Linked DNA regions of Mus musculus: region 1 is linked to region 2. The links are chromatin loops, found by intact Hi-C in ENCODE. Cell type or tissue: left cerebral cortex. All regions are shown on one strand. Each heading gives the region's core, and the rest is flanking DNA. Links, peaks and the distances in the headings are about the cores only. Region 1 has its middle 9.7 kb from the start of H2al1a. Region 2 has its middle 15 kb from the start of H2al1j.

Region 1 (8,674 bases), core at 283-8,282, 53 kb before region 2:
TTTATAGATTTTAAGGCATGAAGGTTTTCAGTGACAAAAAAAAAATGGTAATCCAAACCATTGTCCTGAAGCAGTGCCAACTTAATGTCAGAAGTCTATTTCAATCTTTTCTGATCCCTCTATTCACAGAGTCAAGACGAACACTAGCATCTCTGGACACCTACACTAACAATAAAGCCATTGGGTCACGAAGTCAGTATACAAAGAGGTGCAGTGTCAGAAAAGTTCAGTGCTCCATTCAGCTTCTAATGATTTGTATTCGCCCCCTGGTGTAATTCGTCATATGCACGCTCAGTATGTTCACACCTCTGGTGTCCAATTTCCATCATCAGTATGGAGTAGCAGTGGAGATGTAATGCAGTACACTTGAAAACCCTGCCTAACCGTGGCCTTTACCACAAATACACCCGTCTTTTGCTTCACAAGTAATCTGAAGGTGGGTGGTTGCGGGGGCCACTAAACTGCTTAAGAAAACCAGCAAACACTTTCCAATTCCATAATCCTCAGCCTAACACCTTTATTCTCGCTTTTGCTGCCCCGTGATCTGAAGCTTCAGAGATCACTCATCCCTGCTAATATCCAACACTGGAAACAGGGAAAGGAAACTGGGCTCTATTTTTTTGTGGGGCCGCTGTCTTACCTCGCAGTATCCCTCTACTGTGGATTTTCTTACATTTATTTGCTCAGAACCATGTCACAAGGTACCAGTCAATTGTGAAGGAAAGCAGGATTACTCTAGTTGCCTTGGTGTAAGCACGATTTATCCCTGGAGCTCACATACATTGCTACTGAGCAAACTATGGTTCTGTTACCAAGGAACAAAGGAAAACAGCCTTTGTCTAAACAACTAGCTCCGCCCTGCCCTGCACCTGCCATGAAAATGAGGACGTTCCTTCCTGAAAGAAGAGCCGGGAGCTGGTGCCCTGCTTTCTTTCAACACTGGGAAGCCATGAGTCACCTGTGTCTAGAAACACAAAAAGTACCTGTCAGCTGGCACATCCTCTGCAAGAGCTTCTTAAGGTACGTCAGAGCACGTCAGAGCAGAGGCAGCAATAGATGAAGCCACTGTCTTCCCTGTAATAAAAAAGCTGCCCCTCTGTTCTTCCCCGCCACCTTTGAAAGAGGGTGTAGGAAATGGCGAATGCCACCACACGTCTCCTGGTGGGATCATTTCCTAAAACATTCCCTCGGCAACTTGGAGAGAACCCAGGTACCCAGAGAGCTAATGTGAGCAACAGGCGGGTATAAATGCTAACCTTGAAGCCTGACCTGGAGCCTCCGTGGATAAGAGGAGTTTTGTTTTCGAAGCTGAAGTGAGGTATTTCTCTTACATTTTTTCAGACGGTGGCATGGAGACAGGAGTGGGAAGGGGAGCTGCTCAGGCATTTTCCTGTAGCCCCCAGAACATTACCATCAGAGGCCCGTGGATCCCCATGACTACCGTGTCCATGATACCCACTGTCTACCAGTAGTAGGCTTCAGCTACCTCCAAAACTTTTATGTTGATTGCCAATGGTCTGTGGGTTCTCTATGAATGCAAAAACGTTTCAAATGACTCCCTTTGAAAGTTCATGTAGTGCTAGGCCCTCTAAGGCCTCCCGAAACAGCACAATTGTGCCAAGGCTTCCTAGTCCAGCAGTACACATCTTCTGTGCCTCTGAGTGTTGATACTCAGTTGTCTGTACTTTGGAGATGATGTCTCCACACTTACACAGCACATATCACAGTAATGCAGAAACTCTGGGCTCTGAAAAACTGTTCCTTCTGAACACATTGCCATTTGCCCTTGTGCTGGTCAGTTTTATTGTCAGCTCAATACACACTAGGATCATCTGGGGGGAGGAAACCTCAAAAACGAATAAACACTTCCATCAGATTGGCCTTCAGACAAGCCTGCTGGGCATTTTCTTGATTAATGATTAGTATAGGAGTGCCCATCCTACTCTGGTTGGTGACACCCTAGGCAAATGGCCCTGAGTTGTATAAGAGAGCAATCTGAACAAGGCAGGGAGAGCAAGCCAGTAAGCAATTCTCCTCCACAATCTCCTCTTTAGTTCCTGCCTCTAGGTTCCTGTCTTTTCCCTTTGGGTTAGACTCTGAACTGTAAGTGGAAATAAACCCTTTCCTCCCCCAAGATACTTTAGGTCACAGTGTTTCGTACAACAACCCAAAGCAAACTATAACAGACAGGCCTCCAGGATGGATGCCCAGGCACACGCATCCACAAATTTCTGTGTCTAGTGCTGGGCTTAGCCTCAAACCTCTCCCTCTCAGAAGAAACCCCGTACTGCTCCACCAGTAGACTAAGAGGGGATAAAACTCTCTTTGCTTAAATGCAGGCTAGAAACAGAAAGAAAGAGCGAGATGGTGGCAGCCTCCTCTGCTGTCTGCCAAGAGAGCCATCAAGCTGTCCTGTGGTCCTAAGTTACACCAAAGCCCAAGTCCCATGGCTGCCTTGGTATTGATGTGTCCTGTGGCTAGGGCCATTTCCTGTATTCGATTGAGATCTAGCAATAGAGCACACCCAAAGGACTATACTTTGCGCTTCCTTTGCCTCTGTCCAAATACGCAAGTGTCCTTATTACAGCCACACATGCAGCCACTGTCTCCAGCTCATTCTCAGATGTCCTTGGGGTACAGGAATCAGATATAGCTGAGAGACTTTGTCAAAAGCCAAGAAGATAACTATGTCTGTGCCCTTTCTCAGCTCTGCCTTTAAATTGAGGAAGGCTAACACTCCCCTGAATCCTTTAGGGCTATAAGCTATGCTTCTGTGTCCTTCTTCCTTCTCCTCCTCCTGCTTCTTTCTCTCCTCCCCCTCCTCCCAATTGTCCTCCCTCCTTCCTTCGCACCTCTACTCTCCCCTAATGCCTCTGCCAAGCTTTGACAAACAAGAACCAAGGTCAGGAAAATGCTACTGGTTAGAGTAAGAATTCAGCTGTCCATGCTCCCCCCACCCCCCTGCCTTCCCCACACCCTGCTTGCTGCCAGGTGTCTAGATTACAATGTAGACAGGAGATGGATGCTAGTGTTTGTCTGTTCACTTGAGCGAGGCCCCATCACCATCTATGTGTGAGGGGATGAACAGGAACACCTGTCAAATTCCATGCAGAAGGCAGAGTGTGAGGAGCGTGCTCTCTAGATCCTAGTGGGTCTGCTTTTACTGCCCCAGAGCCCTGGGAGGTAACAACTGGAGCTGCCTGGCTCCATGCACACTGGAGCTTTACCTGGCTCTCCTTGAGTGCCTGCTGCGCAGAACTACGGGAATTCAGAGGCCACGTGCACAGACTGCTGTTTCCAGCTGCTCAGGAACCTGAGGACTGTGCTGGCTCAGCCTGCTGGCTAGCAAACCTCTGAAACCCTCCGGTCTTTATCTCCCTAGAGTTGTGATTGCAGGCATATGCTGCCACGCCCAGCTTTTTAAGCGAGTTCTGGGAAATCTGAACTCGATTCACTGCAAGCACTTTACCCACCGAGCCGTCTCGTGTCCCCAGCTCCTGAGTGTACTCTCACAAACGAGGTCAGGCAAGGACTCTGCTCTAGAGATTTGTGGCTTGGTGCCAGAATCCTGAACAATTTAAGTGGGCAAAGGAAACAGCTCTCAAACCAGTGTCAGACAGAAGAATGGTGCCTGCTCTGGTCTGACACAGTTAGTCCTCACCAAAGCTCATGCTGAAGCTCGGTACCTTACAGAGAAGCGTCAGGGGGATAGTGGGATTCAAATCATACTCCTTAGACTCGGGAAGATTCTCCAACCATGATTTTGTCCTCATAACAGTACAGAGCTATAAAGTGAAGCAGCTCCTTTATCTCCTCTCTTTTCTTCCTTTGTTGTACACATGCTTCTCCCATATATACCCACTTTCCCTTTCATGAAATTACGTAGCAAGAAGATCCTGATGCTATGTATCCTCCATTACCCAGAGCCCAATCAAATCCTTCTTCCCTTTATAAATTGCCCGGACTCTGGTAGTTTGTTGCAGTAACAGAAAACAAACAAAAACCATGCAAAAAAAGCCTAACTTGTTTATCACTGGGGTGAAGTGACTCTGACTCATGCTCTCCAGTACCACCCACAGGACTCTGCAGCACTAGCTGCAGTGGTCCACAGCAGTCAGGGACTTTCCAGGCACCTCTTAGCTGGCCCTGCAGTGAGAGATCTGCATTTGAGAGGCAGAAAAGAACTCCGAAATCAAGAGCTATTCATCTCAGGAGGAAATGAAAACGGTCCTGCATTTAAAAGATTTGTACAAGTCCTCCAATCAGTTCAGCAGAGCTTGGATTAGATCTCTCCATTACAAAAGACCTCAAAACAAAGCAGCACTCTGACTATTTCCTGAGCCCCCAGACAAGCTCGCCTTTTGAATGCCTCATTTCGTTCCCACAGCCATCCTGGGAAGATGGTTCTTTTGGCCTCTCCTCCAGTGAGGAGCTCAGAAATACATCCTGCAGCCTGAGAATTTATTCAAGGTCACACAGTCTGTGAGATCCAAACTTGAGTTTGTCCATATCTAAGCTCATATCTCAGCACAAGGAAAGACGAGTTTCTTGAATGCCAGGATTACTAGCGCCATGGGATGGTGCTGATCCATAGGTAGCACTGCTGGAAATTCTAGGAGAGGGACAATGCTTATATTACTTTCTAGGGAACTTGGTTCTAGTCTTCTTACTACACAACAGCCAAGAGACCAGCATAAAAGCTTTGAGGTCAGTATAAGAAAGAGGATGGAGAAGAGAATGAAAGAAGAGGAGAAGAGGGAGGGGAAGAGGAGAAGGAAGAGGGAAAGAGGAGAAAGAGGCAGCAGCAGAATAATGGAAAGCAAAAAGCTAAGAGAAATTGAGTAAATAATCCACTGAATAGATTTAATAGCGCTCTGAATTTTGCAGCCTGTCATGGCAGAAACAGAGGCTCCACTTCTCATGCTGTGAGGTGGTCTTCGTGGAAATTTCCTCCCAAACCAGGCAACTGAGTTGCAGGGTGTGAGAATGGTTTTCACAAGGGAGCCTCTCCCCCTCCTAAATACATGTTCTTTTACTGTACTGATAAAGAATTCTCCAAGTGAGGAACCGCCAAAGAGACAATTACAAGGTCTAAAGCAGGCTGTCAGGGCCTGTGGGGGCAAGAAAAACGGGCATGATGAGTTGCCCTGGGATCAAGGTTTCAGTACATTACAAAGGAGAGATCCAAGGAGAAAGGGGAGGTTTAAGCAACAGCAAGAGAAGAAAATTAAATAGAAGTATGTGGAGGTAGGAGAGAGGGTGAGACAGAGAGAGAGAGGGAGAGAGAGGGAGAGAGAGAGAGAGAGAGAGAGAGAGAGAGAGAGAGAGAGAGAGAGAATGAGCAAGCTGCCTGGGTCCTAGAGAGAAGGCTTAATGGACTTGGCCAACCCCACAGGGAGCTCTGAAACTAGAATATTCTTTTGGAATTGGGTGGAAATGGTGAAGCTTTTTAAATCCTCCATGAATCACTTCCTGTATACGAAAAGCACCAGGAAGAAGTGATGGAATATCTCCTTCTAAGGCTACTATGGTGTTCCCAGCAGTCTTGAGGGCAAGTCAGAGGGCTTTGTCAGTGTGTCTATCGACATGCATGTGTGTGAGCATATCTGTGTCTGAGCATGTGTATTTGGCAAGTATGTGAATTATGGCAACTGTTCTCACAGTTGGAATTGGGCTCCATTGCTGAGTTGTCACACAAACCAGTGAAGTCCATCTTTTTACTGCCTCTGCCAGTGCAAGGAGGATATATACCTCAGAGAAACTGTGAGCACCAGGTCTGCCCACAGAGACACTGAGAGGTGGAGTGCAGAGCCACTCACCAGTAGCTGGCAGGTCAGGAGCCCGAGAGGCAGACTGAGACCAGCTTCGGGAAGCAAAGGGAAGGAACAGTGACATAGGAAGAGATCTTGGAGTGATGGCTAGTGATTATTATCAGCAGAACAGTATCTGGAGTCGCTAGGGAGATGGGCCTCTGAGGGATTATCTTTATTATGTTAATTGATGTGTAAAAACCCATCTTAATTATGGGCTGGACCATTCCCCAAGCAGGAACAAATGGACTGTATAAGGTGGGAAAGAGCTTCACATACTCTTCCTGTCTATCTGCTTTTTTAATGGACTTTTATTAGATATTTTCTTTATTTACATTTCAAGTGTTGTCCCCTTTCCTAGTTTCCTCTCCAAAAATCATTTATCGCCTCCCCCATCCCCGTGCTCCCAACCTACCCACTCCCGCTTCCTGGCCCTAGCATTCCCCTGTACTGGGGCATAGAACCTTCACAAGACCAAGGGTCTCTCCTCCCATTGATGACTGACTAGGCCATCCTCTGCTACATATATACCCAGAAGATGCTCCAACTTTTAATACAGATACATGCTCCACTATGTTCATAGCAGCCTTATTTATAATAGCCAGAAGCTGGAAAGAACCCAGATGTCCCTCAACAGAGGAATGGATACAGAAAATGTGGTACATTTACGCAATGGAGTACTACTCAGCTATTAAAAAGAATGAATTTATGAAATTTTTAGACAAATGGATAGATCTGGAGGCTATCATCCTGAGGGAGGTAACCCAATCACAAAAGAACACACATAATAGCACTCACTGATGAGTGGATATTAGCCCTGAAGCTCAGAATACTCAAGATACAATTTGCAAAACACATGAAGCTCAAGAAGAAGGAAGACCAAAGTGTGGACACTTCGTTCCTTCCTAGAAGGGGGAACAAAATACCCATGGAAAGAGTTACAGGGGCAAAGTGTGGAGCAGAGACTGAAGGAATGACCATCCAGAGACTGCCCCACCTGGGGATCCATCCCATAAACAACCACCAAACCCAGACACTATTGCAGATGCCAACAAGAGCTTGCTGACAGGAGACTGATATAGCTGTCTCCCGAGAGGCTCTGCCAGTGCCTGACATATACAGAAGTGGATGCTCACAATCATCCATTGGATGGAGCACAGGGTCCCCAATGAAGTATCTAGAGAAAGTACACAAGGTCCTGAAGGTGATTGCAACCCCATAGGAGGAACAACAATATGAACTAACCAGTACCCCTAGAGTTTCCTGGGACTAAACCACCAACCAAAGAAAGCACATGGTGGGACTCGTGGCTATCTGATTTTTTTTTTTACTGTAGATTTGATGTAACCAGCCTGGAGAGCGCTTTTCCACTCCACTGGGACTTCCCTGACCTAAGGAGAGCTGTGTGAACCTCTTCCTTAACCTCTTGCTTTTGTCTAGGTGTTTTGTCACAGCAGCAGGAACAAACAAACAAAACAACAAGAAAATACTAAAACACATGACTAGAGACTGAAACTCTGAGATGAAATGAAATGGAAGAGGGGGATGATTGACACTGAGCAAAATATGAATCAGACAACCAACAAGCCAACACCACACACACTCACACACACACACACACACACACACACACACACACACACACACACACACACACACTGGGGCACAGAGACAAACAGAAGAAGCAAAAAGAGGTAAAGGCAGGTGGAAAGAGACTGAACAAATATAAACATGAGCAAAGAGATACAGAGCAGAAGGGTAGGTAGATAAGAAAGAGTGACGAGAAAGAAGATGACAGAGAAAGACCAAGAGGGGATGTAAAGAGTTGAGGAGGGAGACTGAAGGAGAAAAGGAAGAACTTGGGAGGGCTCGGCACTGCTAGGAGTTCATTAATGTGAAGGAAACAGACTATCCCTCAGAACCCCTTGGCCCAATGAAAACATTTCTTTAGAAATTTCATATTTGTTTCTTTGTTTGTTGTCATCAAATTCTAGTGGCTGTACTAAGTTATTCCTGACAGGAACGGCAGACATAAGCTTCCATCCAGGTCTCTAGAGCAAAGAGGAAAACAGGTGGGTGAGGGAGGCTTCTGTGACTGGACCTCTGGGAAAAGCTATGTCCCATTGACCACCATGGTGATCAGGCCTGTGTTCCATCCCTGCCACAGACTCCTGGAGCCTCTTCCCACACGGTTCTCCTACACACACTTCTCCAGCCCCAGGCTTCCCAGAACACTCACCTGAACATGCAAACTACTCATGTAACAGCTGTCTGAGATGCAGAGCATCCCAATGCCAGTGAGGTGTGAGGGCAGCCTGACAAGATTCCTCGCAGTGGTCTGCCATAAAGGAAAATAACTGTTTCTGCAGATAGACTACAAGATGACAAGGAATGGAGCAGAGAAAGGAAATGAAGAGGGACCCCCAGTAAGCCTGACCAGATAATAGGAAGTGAGCAAGATATACTCATAAAACAGACAAGACACTGAAGTCCAGGAAAAGGATTTAAGACACAGGGAGTGAGGGAGAAACACATGCACAGAGTTGCCATCTGAAAATACAGTGTAGTTGTGAGGATAACATGCTATGACCCTTAGGGAAGTACGGAAGAAAGTTCTGCTATTCAATGCAACTAGAGCAAGCCAGACCCAGCAGCTGGGAATGAACTAGGTGCTTTCTGATGACCGGTGGCTCAGTGAAGTCTAAAGCTCCATAGAAGAGGAATTCAAGACAGAGGCCTGCTGCTCTGCCAACTACATCACTGAGGTTGTGGGTGGTCAAAGATGGGGAAGGGATGGCATTCATTCCACAAGGATCCAAGCCTGTTCTTTCTGTGCAAAGCTCCAAATGCGCTCACCGTGTATT
Region 2 (8,674 bases), core at 154-8,153:
AAGCTACCCCTCAGATGTATGATCGAGCCTAGCCATGATGTGCAAGGCTAGTCAGCTGCCCCACAGATGACTGTAGATGCAGGAACGCATGTGTCCAGCTCACAGTCACTGACAATGACACACTTGGGAAGGAAATAAATGTGTATTGTTATGGGCCACTGAGATATTGTCGAGATTTTGTTACACAGCATGATTATGGCAATAGCAGACAGATATAACTCTCCCAAGCCCAAGATAAATTCCTGCTCTGTGAGTTTGTAATGTCTCTCTCTGTATCAGAGTTTCTTATTTTCCTCATTCTTTCAAAAACACGTATCACCTTCCAAACTTGACTACAATCTCCTGAGTGTCTAGGTTTATCCCTCTGTTTCCTTAAAGAGTATTTAGAGGCATAATGGTAGACCTCCAAACTGCAGGTGTGACTTCTAAGCCCTCGTGGATTTCCAATGCCACAGCTCCTTTCAGAGTCTTAGAACATGAGAATTAGAAATGGATTAAGATAGCACAAGAACCATCCCCTCCTTTTACGAATAAGCCAACAGAGGCTATGAGAGGTTCAATTACTATTCATGGCCACATGGCTGGCTGAAAGCAAAGCTAGACCTGTTTGCCAGATCTCTTGGCTATGAGTCCAGTTCTTTGTTCCCCCGAGGTGACATTAGCTCCCTAACTGATTAGCAAGGCCTACCCAATACCAGTGTGATGAAAATTCTGGCACAAAAGCGGAAAGACTCATTATGAATTAGCTATATTTTCCAGGAGGAAGAATGGAGAGTTACCATCACCATTACTCCTGGTGATTATAGATTAGCCCATTGATTTATATTTAACATAAAGATAACATTTTATTTATCTCATCTTTGTCTCCTTCCTAGTTGGAAGAACACTTTCAAACCTCCAGAGGCTCTTATGGACTCCCTTCCATGAACATAGACTAGGGTTTTTATTGCTGTGAACAGACACCATGACCACAGCAACTCTTATAAAGGAAAACATTTAATTGGGGCTGGCTTACAGTTTCAGAGTCTATTATCATCATAGTGAGAAACATAGTAACAGTATACAGGCAAACATGGTGCTATGAAGGAGCTGAGAGTTCTACATCTGAATCTACAGGCAAGAAGATAGAGTGCCACACTGGTTATAGCTTGAGCATATAAGACCTCAATACCACCCACACCCCACATGACACACTTCCTCCATCAAAGCCACACCCACTTCAACAAGGCCACACTTCCTAAATGTATCATTCTTATTGGCCAAACATTCAAACATATGGGGGGGCATTCCTATCCAAATCTCCACACTGTGACAAAATGCCTGACAGAAGAAGCTTAAGAAAGGAAAAGTTTGGCAGGGCTCATGGTTTCTGGGGATTTTGGCCCATCATGGCAGAAAATGCACTGACTGTGGAGATGGTTCCACCTATAGTAGTGAGATGTGCAAAGGAGGCTAACTCACAATGTGATCATAAAGACTCAGAACCAGATGACAACAGAGTGAAGTCCTAATTCCCAAATGCTCACTCATGATGAACCAACTCAACCAGCTATACTCCACTTCCTCTCAGAGCAGTGCTACCAACTGGGGACCACATCTTCAAATACTTGAGTCCTTGGCAGCCATTTCCGTTTTGAGCTATAGCACTAAGATATTCCTTTTTCATGGACCAGGAAGTATTTTTAAAGCCTCTAGTGTTATCTTTCACCCAAAAGAAAGCTTATGGTATGAAAAGTCAAAAGGCAGAATCATATACAGAAATCAGTAGGTCACAGTAGCATGAAGACTTGTAAGTTGGAAGAACTAGTTGTTGCCTCTTGCTTGTCTCCCTGCCCCCCCCCCACTTCAAAAAAAAAAAACAAACAAACAAACAAAAAAAAAAACCCTGGAGTCTTCTTGCTCTGATTATTGTCATTTTCCCCCAGATTAACTTAAGTCAGCACAGTTGACCCCGAAGAGCCTTAGGAAGTGGGCAGCAGAACTTTCTGGGCAGCCATAGACAGCTGATGGGGAAACTTGCATGAGAATAAAAGGAAATGCAGATGGGGCTGGAGAGATGGCTTACAGGTCAAGGGCACTGGCTGGTTTCCAGAGGACTAAGATCAGTTCCAGAGGATCTAATACCCTTTTCTGCCCTCTGTGGACACTTCACACATGTAGCACATACATATAAGCAAAACATCCACACACCTGAAATAATAAATAAAAATAAATAAATAAATAAATAAATAAATAAATAAATATTTTTGATAGAGAAGAAATGCAGACTACATTTGCAGTTCTTCCTTCCTAAGAAGAGTAGAGTCCTTTTCCAGCATCCTGTACTTGAGTCAACTGATGTTACTTTTTCAAGACAGTCTTCCCAGATGCTTAAGATAGCGTCAGGAGCACCTTCTCATGCCCCTTATATTCGATTGAGTCTGAGATTCATCACTTTTAAGAATTACCAACATGCTAGGTATACCAATCAGAAAAAAAAAATGTCACTATTCAATAACACAAGGCTTTCATGGCTCTTGGGATTTTTATTGTGTGGTTCATTATTAAAAGAGCACTTTTAAATGTATTTAGACAGATTTGTATGATATAGCACTCTCATGAAAAGGAAAATACACTCAAAATTAACTGGTGGAGGTAATCATCCTTAACTTCCTTTGTATGTGGGCAGAATTCTCCTTGGAGGGCAAGAAGGAGGGAAAAGGAAATGATTGCCTAATGGGCACAAAGTCACAGCCGGAGAGTAGAAATACATTTTGGTATTTTATTACACAGAAGGGCGACTACAGTCAACAGCGTCATCTTGTATAATTCAAAACAGCCAGAAGAAAGGATTTAGAATGCTCGCACCGCCAAGAAATGATAAGCACCTGAGATGGTGGAGAAGCACAATATCCCGAGTTGATCATTACATGAGGTATGAAGCTCCCAAACACTGCCTCATACCCGACAAAGATGTGCAATTATCAACTGTCCATTTAAGACACCGATCCATCAATCTAAATGTTTTAAAATGTGAGTGTTTGGAATAGATTTGTGACCCAGAGTCTTCAGGCCCATGTCTCCACTGCCAAGTCGTGTCTCCTCACCAAGTCGTATCTTCCCTCACCTATCTTTCTCTCCACCGCAGGTCCCAGTCACTATTGCACACCAGGCAGCTGCTCCATTCACTGTCAGAAAAGAGTTTTACAGACAAAGTCGTGCCTAGTCCCACCGAATTCTCCTCAGCTGGGAGCAACTCTAGTGATTTTTTTATCCCCAACTTCTCAAGGCAGATTTTGAAGCTCACTACTGGGAAGAAGCCTCTTGCTAGAGTTGTTCTGGCAAAGCAGCATGCAGAGCTGGGACAATGACCCAGAGTGTGGTTGCCAGTAAAATGTTTCCTCTGTAGACCTGACATTCATTCATCTCTTGTGCACAGAAGAACATAGAACAGGCTGGTTTTCACAGCATGCATACATCAGGGTGACAGGCCAAGGTAGGAGGCACACAACTCTGCCACTTCCAAGTCATGGGAACTTGGGCTAGTGGCACCACCCACTCAGCTCTCAGTTTTCTCATCTGTTATGAAAAGGAAGCCCTCAGTCGCCTTTTTCAGTGCTCTTGTGGAAGGCCAGGAAGCTATTCCTGTGGATGAGGAAAACACAGTGCCCAGAAGTATAGTAAACAGAGGGTAACTATGATCTGTGGCTTCTATTGTATCTCAAGCCAAAGCTTCTGATGCAGGTATGTAGAAATGCCAGCATCTGACCCCAGGATCCTCTACATGCCTGAGTGAGTAGAAGACAAAGGCATACCTGATAGATGCTATGACAGAAGTGCTCATTGCTCCACTGTAACTAGGCAGGGTCCTTTAAATTTAACTAAAGCTGTGTGTTATCTCAAGGTCAGGGTGCCACATTAGAAAGATAAGCAAAACAGTCAAGAGTGGAGTGGATTGCTATTGGGGAGGGGTATGCTTAGCAAGAAGACATGGCCTAGCCCTATAAGCCAAGCACAGAGGTCTGTGAGTATCAGGTATCTTCTTGCTTGCTTAGTGGCTTGTTCACATTGACTACATAATTAGAGTAGAGAAAAGTAGCTGTCTGAGTCATATTTGGTGAGAGAATGGAAGCAATGAAAGAGTTCCAGCAAGGAGGTGTCTTGCTTGACAGCACTGTTGCTGTGCATAACATCTTGGCAGCATATGTGGGCATGGCACACTGTGAAGGGACAGTTAGAAGGTCATTTCCTGCCTTGGCAGGAAGTGTTGAGTGATAATCTAGGGTTGGACTTGTGGGACAGTCCATTTGAGCCACGTTGTACAAGGACAACTGTGGTGGCAAGAAACACCAAAGAACAAGGGGAGGAAGCTGGTGAACAAAGGCTTCTTTCTTCTGGGTCTGAAAGCCTGGGAACATGGGAAGATGAAGAGCATGCCCCCCAAAGTGTGGCTCCAGACACTTGATAGAGAGCTGTGTTTGGTAGTAAAGGACCCAGAGAGAGGGGTGCCATTCAAAGAAAAGGACTCAGGACCTAAGAAAAGAGGAGACCTTCTATACATGGGGCTCAGGTTCTCTTCTCTTCTCTTCTCTTCTCTTCTCTTCTCTTCTCTTCTCTTCTCTTCTCTTCTCTTCTCTTCTCTTCTCTTCTCTTTTCTCCTCCTCCTCCTCCTCCTCCTCCTTCTCTCTCTGTCTCTCTCTCTGTCTCTCTTTCTCTCTCTCTCTCTCTCTCTCTCTCTCTCTCTCTCTCTCTCTCTCTCTCTCTCTCTCTCAATAGGGTTTCTTTGTTTACATCTTCAGCCCTGGATGTCTCAGAACTCACTTTGAAGAAAAGGCTAGACTTCAGTTCACAGAGATTGGCCTGCCTCTGCCACCTGAGTGCTGAGATTAAAGGGGGTGGGTTCTTAAGTCCATCGATAACATCACAATCTCATGCAGTCTCCACCCTTCCTAGGGATACAGTGCATAAAGAGTAGTGTCTATTCTCCCAGTAAGGTTCCCACAAAACTTCTTTATCATCTTCACTTAAATTGCCCTCCTTAGCATGAAGGGAATTTGCTTAAATTAAACATGTGTCCTTTGCCCCCATTCTATTCACATGGGGTCCTTTGATCATGCATAGAAGTCTGTAGAAGACATATGCACACACATATAAATGGAGCCTCTGTTTTCAAAGGTAGTCTCCATTTAAGTGAGATCCACTTTAAAAGTCATAATTTGGAGCCATTCCAGGGCTACCTCATAACCAATACAAGACGGGCTCTATCTCTTCATATAGATAAATATTTTAAGAATTTTGTCAAATGGAAAGTGTCATGGCTTGGAGGAGGGAAATCAATATGGATTTGGTTTATGAAAGAAAGCAGGCAAGTGAGACCAACTAGAGAAATGGGGAGATCCAGGCAAAGAGAACACAGGAGCAAAGACACAGGTGACAACACTGCTAGCATGCAGAGAAAGGCACACCAGAGTGACGAGGGTTGTGTTCAACTGCAAGTGAAAGAATACTCAAGGAGCAATAGCTTAAATAAATAGGTGTTAGTTTCATGGAGCCCAAAACATAAAACTTGACAGTTGCTGGTATTGACTCAAAGATGTCAGATGTGGCATTTCTGACACCTTTTGTAGCCTTTCCTTCATGTTGATTCCAGGAAGGTTGCTTAGCTTTGGCCATCACATGAGCACCCTCATTTAAGATGAAAGAGGGAAGATGAATTATGTCAGCCATTTGAGTTTGAAATCCCTCTGAAAGTAGACTTCAAACCAACGACTTGGATTCTGAGAGTTCAGTTACTAACTAAACTTTGGAAGCATTAGGAGAAAGCAAGAAGAGTAACAGAGGTCAGACCTGTGCTATGGTCCTTTAATCGCAACTATTCAGGTTCCTGAAGCTGAGGGATTTTTTAATTCAAGGCCTGCCTAGGCTAGAGAATGAGTTCAAAGCCATCGTCATAACCTAATGAAGTCCTGTCTCAAAACAAGAAAGTGAAAGTGGGACACCACTTGCTGAGGGTTTGGGAGAAGTGGTGAAGGAGCAGGAGGAGGAGGCGGTGGTAGCAGCAGAGGAGTAGAGGAGGGAAAGGATGAGGAGGCATAAGAAGAAGAGATGAAAAACAGGAGGAAAAGATGAACGAAGAGATGGAAAAGGTGGAGGAGGTGGCGGAGGATGAAGAGGAATGCAGGAGAAGATGGAGGACCAGGAAAAGATAGAGATGGGGAAACAGTGGATAGAGAAGGACGAGCTAGAAGAGGAGTATGGGTGGAGAGAGGAAGGTAGAGTGGATAGAATACTCTATGAATGTGTTACAAGGAGGTCCCCACCTTGAGCAACAGGGACTTCATTACACCTTGACTTCCTGAGATGAATACACAATGCCTTCCAGACTTTTAATCCTGAAAAGCAGGTGGCTGAAACATCTGGCCCCTGTCCTCCATTAGCTAAGTGTTAATAGCAATGCAAGCATCTCTACTTTGGGTGTTGCTTTCATTTGCCAGCGGGCTCCTGGTGTGCTACTGAAGCCCGAGGAAGAGATAGAAGGACAGGGCATTGTTTGATCTTGAGGTCAGATGTTATCAGCATGGAGAGATTCTGAAAAGCATCATTTGCCCATCCTAATTGCAGCAGAAATCAGAGGGGGCTATGGGTGTGGAATATAGAGCAGCATGGTCATCTGTCTCACCAACCAGACTTCAGGAGCTACCTAGATTGGTTACTGCTAGCTGTAAGAGAGGATGAGAGAGCTGAATTTACCCTTTTCCAACCTCAGGAAAAGAAGCAAGGCTGGGAAAATCAAGTAAGAGAGGGCTGTGAATGGAATGAAACCTTATACAATTTCAGACTCTTGAAGGATGCGGTAGATCAAGTCGTCTACTATGATCGTCTCCTCACTTTATCAATGAGATGGCAAGTGAATCCTGAGCTGGGAATGCTCAGCCAGTGCTGCAGTCTGGAGTAGAGCTGGGGCTCGCAGCAAGCCTTTTGAGTCAGCAGCCCTTTCCAATCTCACCATAATAACCCTCTCCGGCTGTGGAAGAATGTCCTGGCTGGAACTCTGTTTTTACAAAATGAAAGGAAGGAAAGAAAGAAAGTGCCCACATTGCCAAGGTGAGCTCTGTTGTCATGAGACCTGGAACAATGAACCTGGGCATTTGGACTTGGTCTGGGGGGCCATGGGGAGCTATTGTAGAGTCTTAAACAGGAGCATGGCAATTTGGACTGCTTGTAGGTAGATATTATATAAATAGAAGGGCTTATTTCTCTGTTGATTAGTGCTGCCGATTCAGCCAAGAGGAAATGGAGTTCTGGACAGGCCCACACCTCCAGTGGTGACTGCAGGTGCTGTCAAAGGAAGGTGCCGGCTGCTGTCTGACATTCTCAAAAGGCCCCTGCTCTCCCGAGACCAGCTTGATGCTTATTGCTAATAACAAGGCTGGCAGCCGGCTGCAGCTTTCACTCAAAACTCTCCAGCTCTCAGTAATCAAAGCCAGGCCGGGTTGTTCCTTGGCCCTAGACTGCAGAAGGAATTTCCTTTATTTTTTTTGAACATGGAGTGAATAAAAAGAAGTACACGTTGTTTTATAGGGCAAGTGGGGCGGCAATTTGAAGGAGGCATTTTAGACATCTCTTCGGAATTAACATCGGGACTCATTTAAGGTTTGGAGTGTTAATAAAGATGAGATGTATTTATTTTTCCCTGGGTTCACTTTTAGGAATCCCTGGGCAGCATTCTGGAATTGATCTGTACTGGTTCAAATTTCACGCAGCCCCCTTTCCATTTTCCACGTTTATTTCCTCACCCCTGCTTTAGCCTGACTTGCACCTCATATTAACCTGGAGTAATGCCACAGCCAAGGATGCAGAGCCAGGCACTATTGGTACCCACAAGTACTGCTCATCAGATTGAAACAGCTCAGAAAAAAAAAAAGAAAGGTCTTCTTACCTAGAGAATCTGGTTTGAAAATTGGACATTAAGTTACACTTCTAATTGAAATGAATTTGATTCAGAACACTTCGCAATGATCCCAGCCCACATCATAAAAACCACCATTGGCAAATTGGCACCATTCAACCTTGGCTCCAACAGGCTAAGGAGCAAAAGAAGATGTAAACTGAATCTGTGGTTGTTTTTATCTTCAGATAGACAGGCTGGGGCAGCTTCCAGAGGGGGAATTCATGGGTCAGATTACATCATTTTCTTGGCGTCCTGGGAGGCAGTGTGGTATGGAAGCTTGTCGGGAGATTGAGTCTACTCTTGTTTCTGACAGCAGTTGACATTTATGTCTTTTGTTAACTCCTTTTTGGATATTTTGCATGTATCCTCCTCTGTAAAGAAAGGATGATGGCATCAGTGTGAATCAGGCACTGATAGTTCATTCAATTGCCTAAAACCATCTCTTGGAAACCAGGAATCATAGTGGCTTGGCTGGTGCCCATTCTACCAGCTGGCCTCGAAAGGACAAGATGCCCGTCTTCCTGTGAAAAGTGCTCATGAGGTTAGATGAGCGCAAAGCAAAGCACCATGGCAGAATCAAAAGAATACTTCCAGCTTTCCAGGCAGATCACCTTTAGTATTCATCCCATGGGCTGTGTGAAGGTGCAGATGTCTGGAACACAGATAGAAGATGGCTCTGGACCTGGGCTAATGCATCATGAGTGACTTGGGGCTGGGATTTGCTCCTAAGCGCATTGGAAAAAA

The links. Hi-C counts contacts between places; a loop is a spot of excess contacts. Peaks named below come from ENCODE experiments on the same cell type or tissue, not always from the same donor. Only the 100,000 strongest peaks of a DNase experiment are listed, where the experiment ranks them.
Region 1: a loop joins it to region 2, with 3 times the contacts of the local background. A loop is called at or near these places in 4 of 42 quality-filtered maps.

What each region holds. Positions count from the first base shown.
Region 1 is chrX:11,285,179-11,293,852 of GRCm38, forward strand. No RefSeq gene overlaps it. Among named protein-coding and RNA genes, the nearest start is that of H2al1a, 9.7 kb to the right of the region's middle. In left cerebral cortex, for the core only: no CTCF peak of the experiment used is centred there; DNase peaks (open chromatin) are centred at 3,482, 4,151 and 4,322.
Region 2 is chrX:11,338,540-11,347,213 of GRCm38, forward strand. No RefSeq gene overlaps it. Among named protein-coding and RNA genes, the nearest start is that of H2al1j, 15 kb to the left of the region's middle. In left cerebral cortex, for the core only: no CTCF peak of the experiment used is centred there; DNase peaks (open chromatin) are centred at 4,154, 6,998 and 7,459.